Linked DNA regions of Mus musculus: region 1 is linked to region 2. A link is a contact called in ENCODE POLR2A ChIA-PET data. All regions are on one chromosome and are shown on one strand. The core of a region is the stretch at or near the end of the contact, and the rest is flanking DNA. Distances in the headings are between cores, read along the strand shown.

What was found. ChIA-PET counts read pairs that join two places held with the same protein, here RNA polymerase II (POLR2A).
Region 1: POLR2A ChIA-PET joins it to region 2 with 15 read pairs in embryonic stem cell. The contact joins the promoter of Ywhag here to the promoter of Mdh2 in region 2. POLR2A ChIA-PET finds 5 or more read pairs at or near these places in 4 of 5 experiments (Patski and embryonic stem cell).

What each region holds. Positions count from the first base shown.
Region 1 is chr5:135,933,162-135,938,814 of GRCm38, reverse strand. Ywhag (tyrosine 3-monooxygenase/tryptophan 5-monooxygenase activation protein, gamma polypeptide) reads left to right here and starts at 4,174. Exons shown (of 2, transcript NM_018871.3): 1 at 4,174-4,492. The coding sequence starts at 4,406. Gm40346 (a long non-coding RNA gene) reads left to right here and starts at 4,499. Exons shown (of 2, transcript XR_868594.2): 1 at 4,499-5,653.
Region 2 is chr5:135,776,681-135,782,737 of GRCm38, reverse strand. Mdh2 (malate dehydrogenase 2, NAD (mitochondrial)) reads right to left here and starts at 4,089. Exons shown (of 9, transcript NM_008617.2): 1 at 3,937-4,089. The coding sequence starts at 4,002. Styxl1 (serine/threonine/tyrosine interacting-like 1) reads left to right here and starts at 4,353. Exons shown (of 9, transcript NM_029659.4): 1 at 4,353-4,487. Gm30205 (a long non-coding RNA gene) reads right to left here. Exons shown (of 5, transcript XR_003955810.1): 5 at 4,754-4,816.

The DNA.
Region 1 (5,653 bases), core at 2,925-5,424, 160 kb before region 2:
GGGGTTTGTCATGAATGCTGTGACCTGTCCGGTGCCTATGTCATTCACTGGTGTATACTGTTCAATTTATTTATCATTGTATGTGTCTGAGTGCTTGGCCTGCATGCATGCATGTGCAAGGTATGTGTACCTGGTGCCTGTGGAGATCAGAAGAAGACATCAGAGTCCCTGGACCTGGAGTAACAGATGGTTGTCACCTGCCATGTGGGTGCTGAGACTTGAACTGGGGTCCCCTGCAAGAGCAGCAAATGCTTTTAACTTTTGAGCTCTCTCCCTAGGCCCTTCATTCATTGCTTGATGTACCATGCTCTGTATGCTTCTGATCTACCAGGTCCTGTGGTAATTTCTGATCCTTCAATAGCGATGAAGACAATATGCAGATCTGACTATTTTCTACCATTGTTAAAATATCCTGTGGAGAGTATGTTGGATCACTGCTGTCACCCCTGTATTCTGAGGCCTAAGGCACACAGAAGGCTAGGAGTTCAAGGCCAGCCTGGGTTACATAGAGAGCTTCAGACTAGCTTGGCTACAGAGTGAGACTATTTCAAAAGGAAAAAAAAACCAAAAAAACAAATAAACGCAAAACCAAACAGGTGATAGACCCGAGGAGGCAGAGGTGAGAGGATTAGGAGTTACCCTTAGTTTATAGGACATATCCAAGCTTATCCTTGGCTACACAGGTCAAAGTTCCTCTGAACTATATGAGGCCAGATCTCAGAACAGAAAAACCACCCGCATTTTCTAAAATAAAGGGAAAGTTGGAAAAACAGACTTCCACCATGTAATCAGCCCACCAATCAAACAAACAACATCAACGAGGAAAATAATAAAGACGCTTCATTTATTATTTTAAAATGACTTAGTTCCTGAGCAGGGGAGGGGCTAGGTGAATACAAAAACACTATTTTAGGGGGCGAGGGACAGGATTCAGTTGGGAGCATCCATGTGAGACCCTGGGTGGCAGTCTCAGCACAGTAAAAACTACCAATGAAATCATCAAACTCCAACGTTGAATGACTTAGCATGCTACTTTATGTCCCTTATAGTCTCAGTCCTGACACCATTAGAATTTCATGAAACACCAAACAGTCAGACCACCTATCGATAAATCTGTCCCAGTGTTCCAGGTAAATGACAGTGAATACCTTTGATTCCAGCACTAGGGAGGCAGAGGCAGGATAATCTGTGTGAGTTTGAGCCTGCTCTGCAGGTGTCCGTCCGCAGGCTCTCTCACTGGCCTGGAACTTGCCAAGTAGGTTAGGTTTGCTGGCCAGGGAGCCCCCATGAGTCTTCTCAGCCTTCACCAGGCTGGCATTACACATCTGTGTTACCACACCCAGGTTTGTTTGTTTGTTTGTTTGTTTGCTTTGAAACTGTAGGTGCTGGGTTTAGGCTTAAGCCTTGTTTGCAAGTCGAGCACCCTTCCTACTGTTTCCCATGCTTCCTTTAGTCTATGAGGGCTCAGGTGGAAATGTTGCTGACCCCATTGTAGAATCTTTCTTAGAACCTCCCTCCAGTTGAAAGTTGTTTTTTCTTCGTTTGTTTTGTTTTCCAAGACATGGCTTTTACTGTGTACTCCTGACTGTCCTGGAACTCACTCCACAGAACCTGGCCTTAAACTCACAGAGATCCACCTGCCTTTGCCTCCCAAATACCTCGATCAAAGGTGTGTGCCACCACCCACCTGAAAATACTTTGTGTGGTGCTAGAGGTTGATTTTTTTCTTTCCTTTCCCTTCCCTTCTCCCTCTTGCTCTGGTCCTTACTCGCTCTGGGCCCAGAGGTTGAATTTTTTTTTTTTTTTTTCATAGACAGGGTTTCTCTGTATAGCCCTGGCTGTTCTGGAACTCACTCTGTAGATCAGGCTGGCCTCGAACTCAGCCTGCCTCTGCCTCCCGAGTTCTGGGATTAAAGGTATGCGCCACCACCTGGCAGGGTTGATTTTTTAAAAACTTTTGTTTGTTTTGGTTTGTTTTGTTTTTTTGTTTTTTCGAGACAGGGTTTCTCTGTGTAGCCCTGGCTGTCCTGGAATTTGCTTTGTAGGCCAAGCTGGCCGTGAACTCATAGATCTGCCTACCTCTGCTTCCTTTGTGATGGAATTAAAGGCTTGTGTCACACACCTGGCTTCAAGATTTATTTTTATTTATGTGTTTGTTACATTTGTGTGCCCAATGAGGCTGGAAAAGGCTATCAGATTCTCCAGAGCTAGAATCACAGGCAGTTATAAGCCAGTAGACTGGGTGCTAGGGACCGAACTTGGGGCTCTCTGGGGGATCAGCCAGCAAGATTAACCACGGAGCCACTTCTTGAGCCTTTCATCTTTTCCCATTCATTCATTCATTCATTCATCTTTGAGATGCTGTCTGGGCTGGAATTACCAGCAATCTGGCTGCCTCTGCCTTCCTGATGCTGGGATTAAAGACCAATCCTGATTGTTGAGTGTAAAACAAATTAATAAAAAAGAAAGGAAAGGATATGAGTGGTCCTAAGGTACGGCTAAGGAGAGAGTTTATTACAGGTAAAAAAGGGGCAAGGTGGCAGCGCATGCCTTTAATCCCAGCACTTGGGAGGCAGAGGCAGGCAGATTTCTGGGTTCGAGGCCAACCTGGTCTACAGAGTGAGTTCCAGGACAGCCATGGCTACACAGAGAAACCCTGTCTCGGGGAAAAAAAAAAAAGATATAAAAGAGGCATAGCCAGACGCAGACACATCTGGAAGAGTCCAGAGTGGTCATGACCCTGAACCATGAAGAAAGGGGAACCAGCCAGGAAGCCAAAGGTACAAAAGGAGCAAAACAAGGGGTGGGTAAACAAAAAGTCTGGATTATATAGGGAAGAGCCCCTGGGCAAAGGGCAGCCCCTCCCCCTGTGCCCCAGCTGGCCTGGAGAACCTGGAGGCCAGGTTCACTTTGGTATGTTAAAAGTTAGTCAGCTGCTTGTTGTGGGTTCAAACAGTTGTCTCCTTTTTTTTTTTTTTTTTTTTTTTTTGAGCCGAGTGCTTTGTCTGCTTTGTGTATTGTTGTGTGCTAATGTACAAAGTCATTGGAACTGGGCCGGTGCTCAACGTGTTGAATGGATGAAGCAAAACTCTACAGTCAAGGCCATTGTGTTGGTGCATGCCTATAATTCCAGAACTTCGTCTAGAGTCACCTTAAGAAGTGTAAGACCCTACTTCAAACCAAACAACTCATAAAAACACAATGAAAATAAAATACGCAGTCAAAACTATAGCGGGTGTGCGTTCAGGCAGGCGTTGGTCCAGTTCACTGGAGAGGAAGAAGGGAGTCCCCCAGGGTCAGTCTGCAGGCAGCTACACCATTTAGGGAAAATAGGCAATATACCGGGCGGATATGTGTCATTCTATGATTTCATCCAGTTAAGTCCGATGTTAAAGTGCATCACTGGAGACTGCAACCATGGTGGGTGTGTGTTAGACAGTTGTCCAAGGGTTGCATCATTCACGCGGCCATCTCTAGGACAGGTTCACCTTTTCCATCTTTTCCATGGTGGTGGTTGGGCAGTTTGGATTTACGGTGTCTGTACTTCTTCTGCCTACTTTATATTCGTGTTTTTCCCCTACCCCTCCACCATGACCAGTTACTTCAGTTTCAGAGAGTCCAGATCTAAGGCCTTGACCTTTTCTTTCCTTCCAACTGCCCAGAGGCTATGGGGCGAGGCCGTGAATCAGCACTCGCTTAGGCTAGTGTAGACTGCTTCCCCGCCAGGGGTCCCCAGCGGCTGCGGGTTAGACCCTGCCCCCCATCCGGTCCGCCTCTGCCTGCGCGCAATGCCCACTGGGAGATGTAGTCTCCACCACCCCTTTGTCCTTGGTCTGCTCTGTAATTCAGCTTGCTGCAGGTCAAACTACAATTCCCAGGAGGTCACGCGCCAGAAGCTATGCAAAAAAAAAAAAAAAAAAAAAAAAAAGGGGGGGGGAGAGGCCCCCAGGGGGCAAGGAGAGGTGGGTTTGATGAAGCTGAGGATTTACGGTAAAGTGAAGAAAGGGGCACATTAGGGAGCAGTGTAGTACTGGGGATACACTGAGAAAATCGCAAAGAGCCACCGCGAATGTTCCAGTAGAAGAGAAGCCCAGTAAATGCAGGACCGGGCGGGACCGGGCGGGGCGCGCGCATGCGCGAGTAGGCGGTGACTTTTACGTCACCCGTGTGGGCGGGACCGCAGGGGGTTGTCCGCCCGCGGCACGCATTGGAGCCGCAGCCTCCTTGCGCCGGGTCCCGCGGTCGCAGCTCGTGCCGCCTCCTTCTCCTCCTCGTCTCAGTAGCTTGCTTCGTGGGTCGGTCCCTCCGACACACGAGCTCCAAGCCGCTCCTCTCTTTTCCTGAAGCCCTTCAAGGCGGTCTTCGGTTTCCTTCTTTCCAGCCGATCCTCTTCAGCCCTGTGAAGATGGTGGACCGCGAGCAACTGGTGCAGAAAGCCCGGCTGGCCGAGCAGGCGGAGCGCTACGACGATATGGCCGCGGCCATGAAGAACGTGAGTGTCTCCTCCCCTCCCCCCTGCCTCGCCCCAGCCTCTCCCGACACCGCGTTCCTCGGCGTGGAAGGCATGCTCCAGGGGCATGTTGTCTTGTCACGACTATAGGGTCACCTCTCCATCTCACTCCTTGGAGGGGTTGGGGACGGGGGCTCATGCACCCGAGTGGTGACGCGGCCTCTTTCCCAGCCTCTCCGAGTTCGGGGCTGGGGCGGGGTCTTGCGTGGCTGGTTTCTGCTGTGGGGTGGGGGTCTCTCTGTGACCCTGAATGTCCAGAGACCTGAGTTGGGGGCCGTGCGCATCCTTTGTGCCCCACTTCCCCTCCTCCCAGTTTAGGCGTGGGGGCGGGGGGACCGCATGGATGCGGTTCCTCTTTCTCTCCCTGGTGTCTGGGCGGCGCCTTCCCCATTCACTCAGCAGGTCTCCCAGTTTGCCGCCTCCCCACTCCATCACCCCCCCCCCCAATCTTTCCCACTGACACATCCTTTAAAGACGTTTCGGGAAGAAAAAAAATGTAGGACCCCCTCTCCTAAAAGAAAAAAGAAAAAAAAACCCAGCCTCAATGATGTAAAATCGAAACCACCTTTCTCACGTTTTTTTTTTTGTTTTTTTTTTTTTTAACAAAAGGCTTCCTTTTAACCATTCCCCAAAGCAAGTCTGTTAGGAAGGGAGGGATATGTGTGTTGCTGGCATTCCCATTCATGGCCCTCTATATAGCATCTTCATTTTTCATTTTATTTATTTTCCATTTCAAAGGGTTAACTATAATGCCTTTGAATGTTAACTGACTGAGATATGCAGTTTCTCTTTTAATTGCAGGCACGAGTCTGCAGAAATTCGTTTGAGTGTAAAAAAATATTCTGTCTGATCTGATACTGCAAACAAAGCGGTGGTGGGAGGCAGTATCAAGTCATTCCAGAAGATTCTGCATTTGTCATATTGCAGAGAGCCTAGACTGGGTGGAGGCTGGGAGGATTTATTTTAAAGGGGAAAAAGTCTTTTTAAAAGAATTTTTTTTTTTTTTGTTAAATGTATCCGAGGCTTTTTTTCTTCTGACCTAATGTATCCTCGTTCTGACGAGAAGGGAATACTGTCGCATTTTTGTCTGAGATGCAAAATCCTAACTAGTTGCACCATTTTGTCAGTTACTCTCAATTTATT
Region 2 (6,057 bases), core at 2,840-5,339:
CTCCATCCTCAGCCCCGTGCACCTGTACTCTAAACCATCTCAAGATGACTTGTGGACTGGCAGTATAACCTAGCAAGTAGAGGTGCTTGCTGGAAAGGAGAGGACCTGATTTCCATCCTTAGGACCCACACGTGGAGCAAGAAACCAACTCCAGGAACCTGTTTTCTGACCTTCATACATAGCCACATGTAATAAAAGTTAAAAATAAAAAGATTGCTTATAACACTTAATACAATATAAATATGCAGAGGCCTGTGAAAACAGAATTAAGGAATAACAACAAGAAAAGTTTGCACATGTTCACTATGCAAGTAATATATTTTGAAAGACTTCTACATTCCTACTTATGTATGTTACGTATGTATCTGCAGGAACGCATGTCATCCATGCATGTGCGTGTCCAGACCACAGAGGGCATCAGAGCAGTTGTGAGACACCCAGTGTGGGTGCTGGGAACTAAACTCAGGTCCTCTGGAAGAGCAGCAACTGCTCTTAACCTTTGAGCTGTCTCTTCAGTTCCTATTTTTTTCTTTTTTGAATGTTTTCAGTCCAAGGCTGGCTGGCCCTGTGGGTGGAGGCCACAGGGCTACACAGCAGGAAATGTAATTAGACAGTAATTAATGCTGTAATAAGTAATAATGGGTTTCAGTTATCAAAACCCAAAGCCCAAGGTTGGGGTGGGGCTCAGTGATAGAGTGCTTGCCAAGCACGTAGGAGACCTGGGTTCCATTCTGAGAGCTGGAAGAAGAAAAGGGGATACACACCTATAGTCCCGGCAGGAGGCAGAGGCAGGAGAGTTCTGAGTTAGAGAACAGCCTGTGCTGTGCAGAGAGGCCCTGTCTCCAAAACCCTAAAAAGGAACCAGTGTATGAAGAACCTGGCCTCCAACCTGCCTGTCTCCTTGTCTCCCAACTCCTTTACCCTGAGTCACTGTCACCCCAGTGGGATTTCTCCAAGGCACTAGTGTGGTGGTTCCTTCCAACTCCACTGACCTTTGCTGAGAGCCCAGAGTCACTGTCAACTGCCCACTGCCTAGCAACTATACTGAGGATGGACAGAACCGTAACACAATTCATTCACAACTTCTGCTTTCAACATCTAAGTCTGTTCAAAACTTCTAGGTTTGTTTCTACTAAAACTTCTAGGTTTGTGTTTCTACTACACGAACGCACATACAGATTAGAAATAAACACATGGGGTGGGGGAGAGTCACTCTGAAGCCCTTGACTACATTTTTCCATTGAGACAGCACAGCCCAAACACCCTTAGTGCCCGTTGTCTTTGGATTTACTCCACTGTTTTCTCAAGAGCTACTGGTATTTTCTTTTTGTGTTTCTAAATCTACTGAAAGCCAAGCCACTGAATTTTTTAAAATACCCTCGATTGCTTTTTCTCCAAAGTCTTTACACTGTACCACCAAGCCACATCCCCCAGACCCTCACTGGGGATTCTAGGCAGGGGCTTTCCTACTGAGCCACACCACCAGCCCCTCCCTAGATGACTCCAGACAGGCATGCCGCCACTGAGTGCTACCTCTAGCAAGCTCTTCCAGAACTCTTCCTCATCTCAGTAAATACCAAACCCTACCACCACCCACGACTCCACTTTCCCTTATCCGATCAGCAAATTCCGTGAGCTCCACCGATTTTCACCATACCTACAGAGTCACATCACAGTGACCCCTTACCTGTCTCCCCTACCTACCAAGTACTTGCTCTGTTCAAAATGGTACCTCACTTTTAAGGTTTTACAAGGCTTGCTGGGTTCTCTCCATTCCTCCTTTTATTATTCCACATCTCCCTGCCCCATATGCTGGACAGTCTCCATCCACCTGCCTGCAATTCTTTCTACAGATAATCTATGCTTTCTTCTGGTTGTCACTGAAATGTCACATTCCTGATGCTGGTCCTGTGATTGTGGGATGGCTAGGCAAGTAAAATCACTTGCTTCAAAAGCTCAAGGACATGAGTTCAATCTCGAATCTTTCCCACACGATGAAAAAACAGACTCCAGCAAGTTGTCCTCTGCATGCTACTGTGCTGTGATGTGCACACGCACAGACCCACACGGCCCTTCCCCCAACTAAAAAGATCTCAACTTCCTTCCTCAGTGGCACAATATTCGCTTAGCATGAGTATGGCCCGAGTTCCATCCTCCACACACACCCCCCCCCACCCCCACACGGCACTTAACCACACTATTATTCACCATCTCTGCTGAGCTAACCCTACTCTACTGTTCAGGTTAACTCGTCTGTGACCCACCCCAGACTTCCCATTCATCTTTGTATCTGAGCACCCAGAGCTTTGTGCATGCCTCACATGTGTTTACCACTGAACTATGTATACCCTAGTGCTAGTTTCTTTTCAGAGTCCTCCTAAGTCACCGGGGCGGGTTTCAAACTTTTAATCTTCCTGTCTGGAACTCCTGAGTGGCTGGGGTTACAAGCATGCATCACCACACCCAGGGTGTAATATGTTAGCTGGATTATTTTTTGGTGTGTGTGTTTATGTGCAGGTACCCACGGAGGGCAGAAGAAGGCTTCAGACCCTCTGGTGGTTGGAGTCACCTGCCTTGGGTCCTGGGAACCAAACTCTAGTCTCTGCAAAATCAGCAAGCACTTTTAACTGTGAGCACCTCTCCAGCCCCTTGCATCTTTATTTTTCAATGAATGGACTGAATGGGAAACAGGAAGACCTGACCTAGATGGTAAGAAATGTAGACTTCCCTGGAATGATCAGTTCTCCTCCGGAGCATGGTAATTGTTTCTCAAGCCTTGGTTGTATCAATTTTGCTAGAGATTTGTAAAAAATACTGACCCTGCCCTCTTGACACGATCCTGGGTCTCCTTTACTGATTCCGACATGCACTAGTTAAAGAGGCCCTGGCCCAGGAGAAGATTGACTATAAATAGCTTAGCTGTAACTGTCCTAGGCCAAGTCTACCCAAAGCAAGGATGATCCTCCAAGAATAATTCAAAAGAGATCCAGTGGAGGAGATGGTTCAGTGGGTAAGTGCATAAGGACCTGAGTTCAAAGCCCGGTTCCCCTGCCTGGCAGGTTCATCAAAGGCCTTCTCACTCTCATAAATAAATAAATAAATAAATAAATAAAGTCTACAACAGGGGTTCTTAAGCTTCCTAATGCTGCAACCCTTTAATACAGTTCCTCATGTTGAGGTGAACCCTTCAACCATAAAATTACTTTTAAAAATAAAATTGCTACTTCGTAACTGAAATTCTGTTACGGTTATGAGTCGTAATGTAAACATTTGCTACGGGACCCCTGTGAAAGGGTCATTCGATCCCAAGGTTGAGAACCGCTCGCTGGTCTAGTGTGTGATGGCCAAGACACCGATGTCCTTCTCTGGCCTCTGTACAATCATGTGCACATGACACCACACACACTCTGAAAAACGATGCTTGATGCACATCTTTAATGCCGGTACTGAGGCAGAGACTGGACTCCGTGAGTTCGAGGCCAGCCTGGTCCACATAAACGGACATAAAGCAAGCAATCCCTGGGCGGGAAGGCCACTGACTGTGCTAATTTCAATCGAATCTCCCAAACTACTGTGACCCTGATCCGTTCTCCACCCTCGGAGCCCCCGGCACTACGAAGTTAACGTCCGCGTTATTTCTCTCCTGGTGCCTCACATCCATGGAGGCTTCAAGGAGAAAATCAGTTAAGTCGAAGCAATGCAAAGTTGCATATAATGCAACTCGCATCCGGACCGCGAGCCTCGGCTTCTGCACCTACGTGGAGCGCAGACTATGGAGGAAACCTGGACTGACTCTGTCCCCCTTCCATGTTGGTCGGGATGTGAGCCGGGCGGCCCAGACGTCCAGAGTGAGCCTTGGATGGTTAAGAAACGCCGAGCTCCGGGGACGCGTGTGCCGCCCCCGGAGTTCCTTCCTAGGCAGGCAGCCCCTTGTACCTGGGCCGAAGTGCTGAAGCTGCGGCGGAGAGCGGCGCCGGCAGGACGGGCGAGAGCGGACAGCATGGCTAGGGCGGGCGGGACACGGAGCTACTGGCAGGAGCTACAAGAAGACGAGTGACTCCAACGACCTCCACTCTGCGCAGTGGCCGCCCGGTCCAGAGCCACCTGATCTCGCGAGAGAAGCGCAAGAAGCTTGAGCCAAATCTCGCGAGACAGGCTCGGCCGTGTGGTTCCTTGTCTAGCACGCCCTAGACCCGGCGAGCGAGGCCTGACGTCACGATTCTCTCCGGCTCCAAAGAAGTCATCTCTGGGCTCCGGCCACTTCCGAGATCTCGCGAGAGAGGCCCGGCTTCACTTTATCAGGCCGTTCCTTCCCCCGCCTCCTACCCCGCCCCTTGCCCCGCCCCTCCCCACCGTTAGCTTTGCCCACTTCCGGGACCTAGCGCTAGGACAGACGGTCACCAGGATTAGGCGGAATCTTGGGACCGCCCCTAGCAACCCGGTACTAGAAGGACTCTTGGAGCGCTCGCCCGGAGGACAGGCTCTAGGTTAGAAGTACCCGTTATCCCAGGTGGGGCTCCGGTCGGACGTCCTGCCGGGGAGCCTGACAGAAGTCGCGCAGCAGGTCAGGCGGCCCCGGAGCTCCTGACCTCAGCCAGGCCCAACTTTCCTGCCCCCTGGAAGAGGCCGGCTGGGGTCCCGGGGCGTCCCGGGGCGGGGTGGGCAGCATCTCCCCACCTGTTTCCTCCAGAGCCGCCCTTCCGACAAGTTACACAGAGCCTTGTTGAGGTTCCAGGCTTCTCACACAACCCGCTCGGAGGAGCGAGTACTCGCGTTGTCATGGCACCAGGCGATGTGCAGGACCGCGATCCTAGGTCTGGGACGGAGGAAGAAACGTTTGGTGACCGTGCCTCAGGCTTTGGGCTTGTCTCTACCCCTCAAACTCTCCAGCAGTGCAGGGAGCACGGTTCTGCAACTCTTCTTCTTGCTTTTCCTGCTCCCCCCTTCTTTTCCTTCCTTTCTTACTAAAATCCGCACAACACACGATTAAAAAAATAATAACTATTCTAAAGTTCAGGATCAGAGCTGGAGGGATGACTCTGGTTAAGAGCACTTGCTGCTCTTGCAGAGCTTCGATCCTGAGACGCTAGCAGGTGGCCCACAACCCCCTGAAACTCTAGCTTCAGGCATAGCCATTGCCGCAGGCATTCGTGTGCAGGTACCCACGGAGACACAGAAATAAACATTTAAAATGATAAAAATGTAAAAGTAAGGACCCATACACATACAGACGTGCACATATATGCACCTACATACATTCGAACGCATGCTACACACATAAAAAATATTCCGGAGGCTGCAGCAGAAGGATTGATGTGAGTTTGAGGCCAACATGAAACTCTGTTAAAAAAAAAACCAAAAAACAAAATAACAACCATGCAAACAAAAAGTTGGGGAGGGGGTTAGAGAAGGAACTGGAAGGGAGGGAACTGGTTGGATTTGTTCAAAAACACTTGGCATGAATGTGAAGTTCTCCAGCAATAAAGTATAAGTTCAGTGTCCTAGCTGTCCTTGAGCAGGCCTGTATTCCCAGGGACCTGGAGGCTGAAGCAGGATGGTAGCAAGTTCAGTGACTCAGTCTGGTTGGGGACAGTGACAGAGAAAGCAAGGCTGCTGGTGGTAACAAACGAGAACCAAAGAGCATAGCCACACACGAGAGCTGGCGATGGCTGGCCGACTCTCTTCCCTGGCCTCTACCTCTTTGCTGGATGGATAAAGTGTACTACCAGCCCCGTCTGGAATCGGATATGCCTCCCCCGGTTCTTGCCTGGCCTTTGGGGAGCAGAATCTAGTGGGCATCTGAGCAACATTTGGAGAAGTGATATGCGAACCTGGGGAAATGGGCTTGGAACGGAGGTCATGTTAAAAGAACCTTCCAGAGGATGAGCCACTTAAACAGACCTGCCAGAAGACTGGGTGGGTCTTAGTGGGAGCCCTGGAGGAGGGAAGTGCCTCTTGTCTGAGCTGGTAATGGTTCAGTGGGCAGAGAAGCGGGCTGCCAAGCCTGAGTGCAATCTCCAGGGCCCATGCTGCTGATTCTTCAATAGTGCCAAGTAT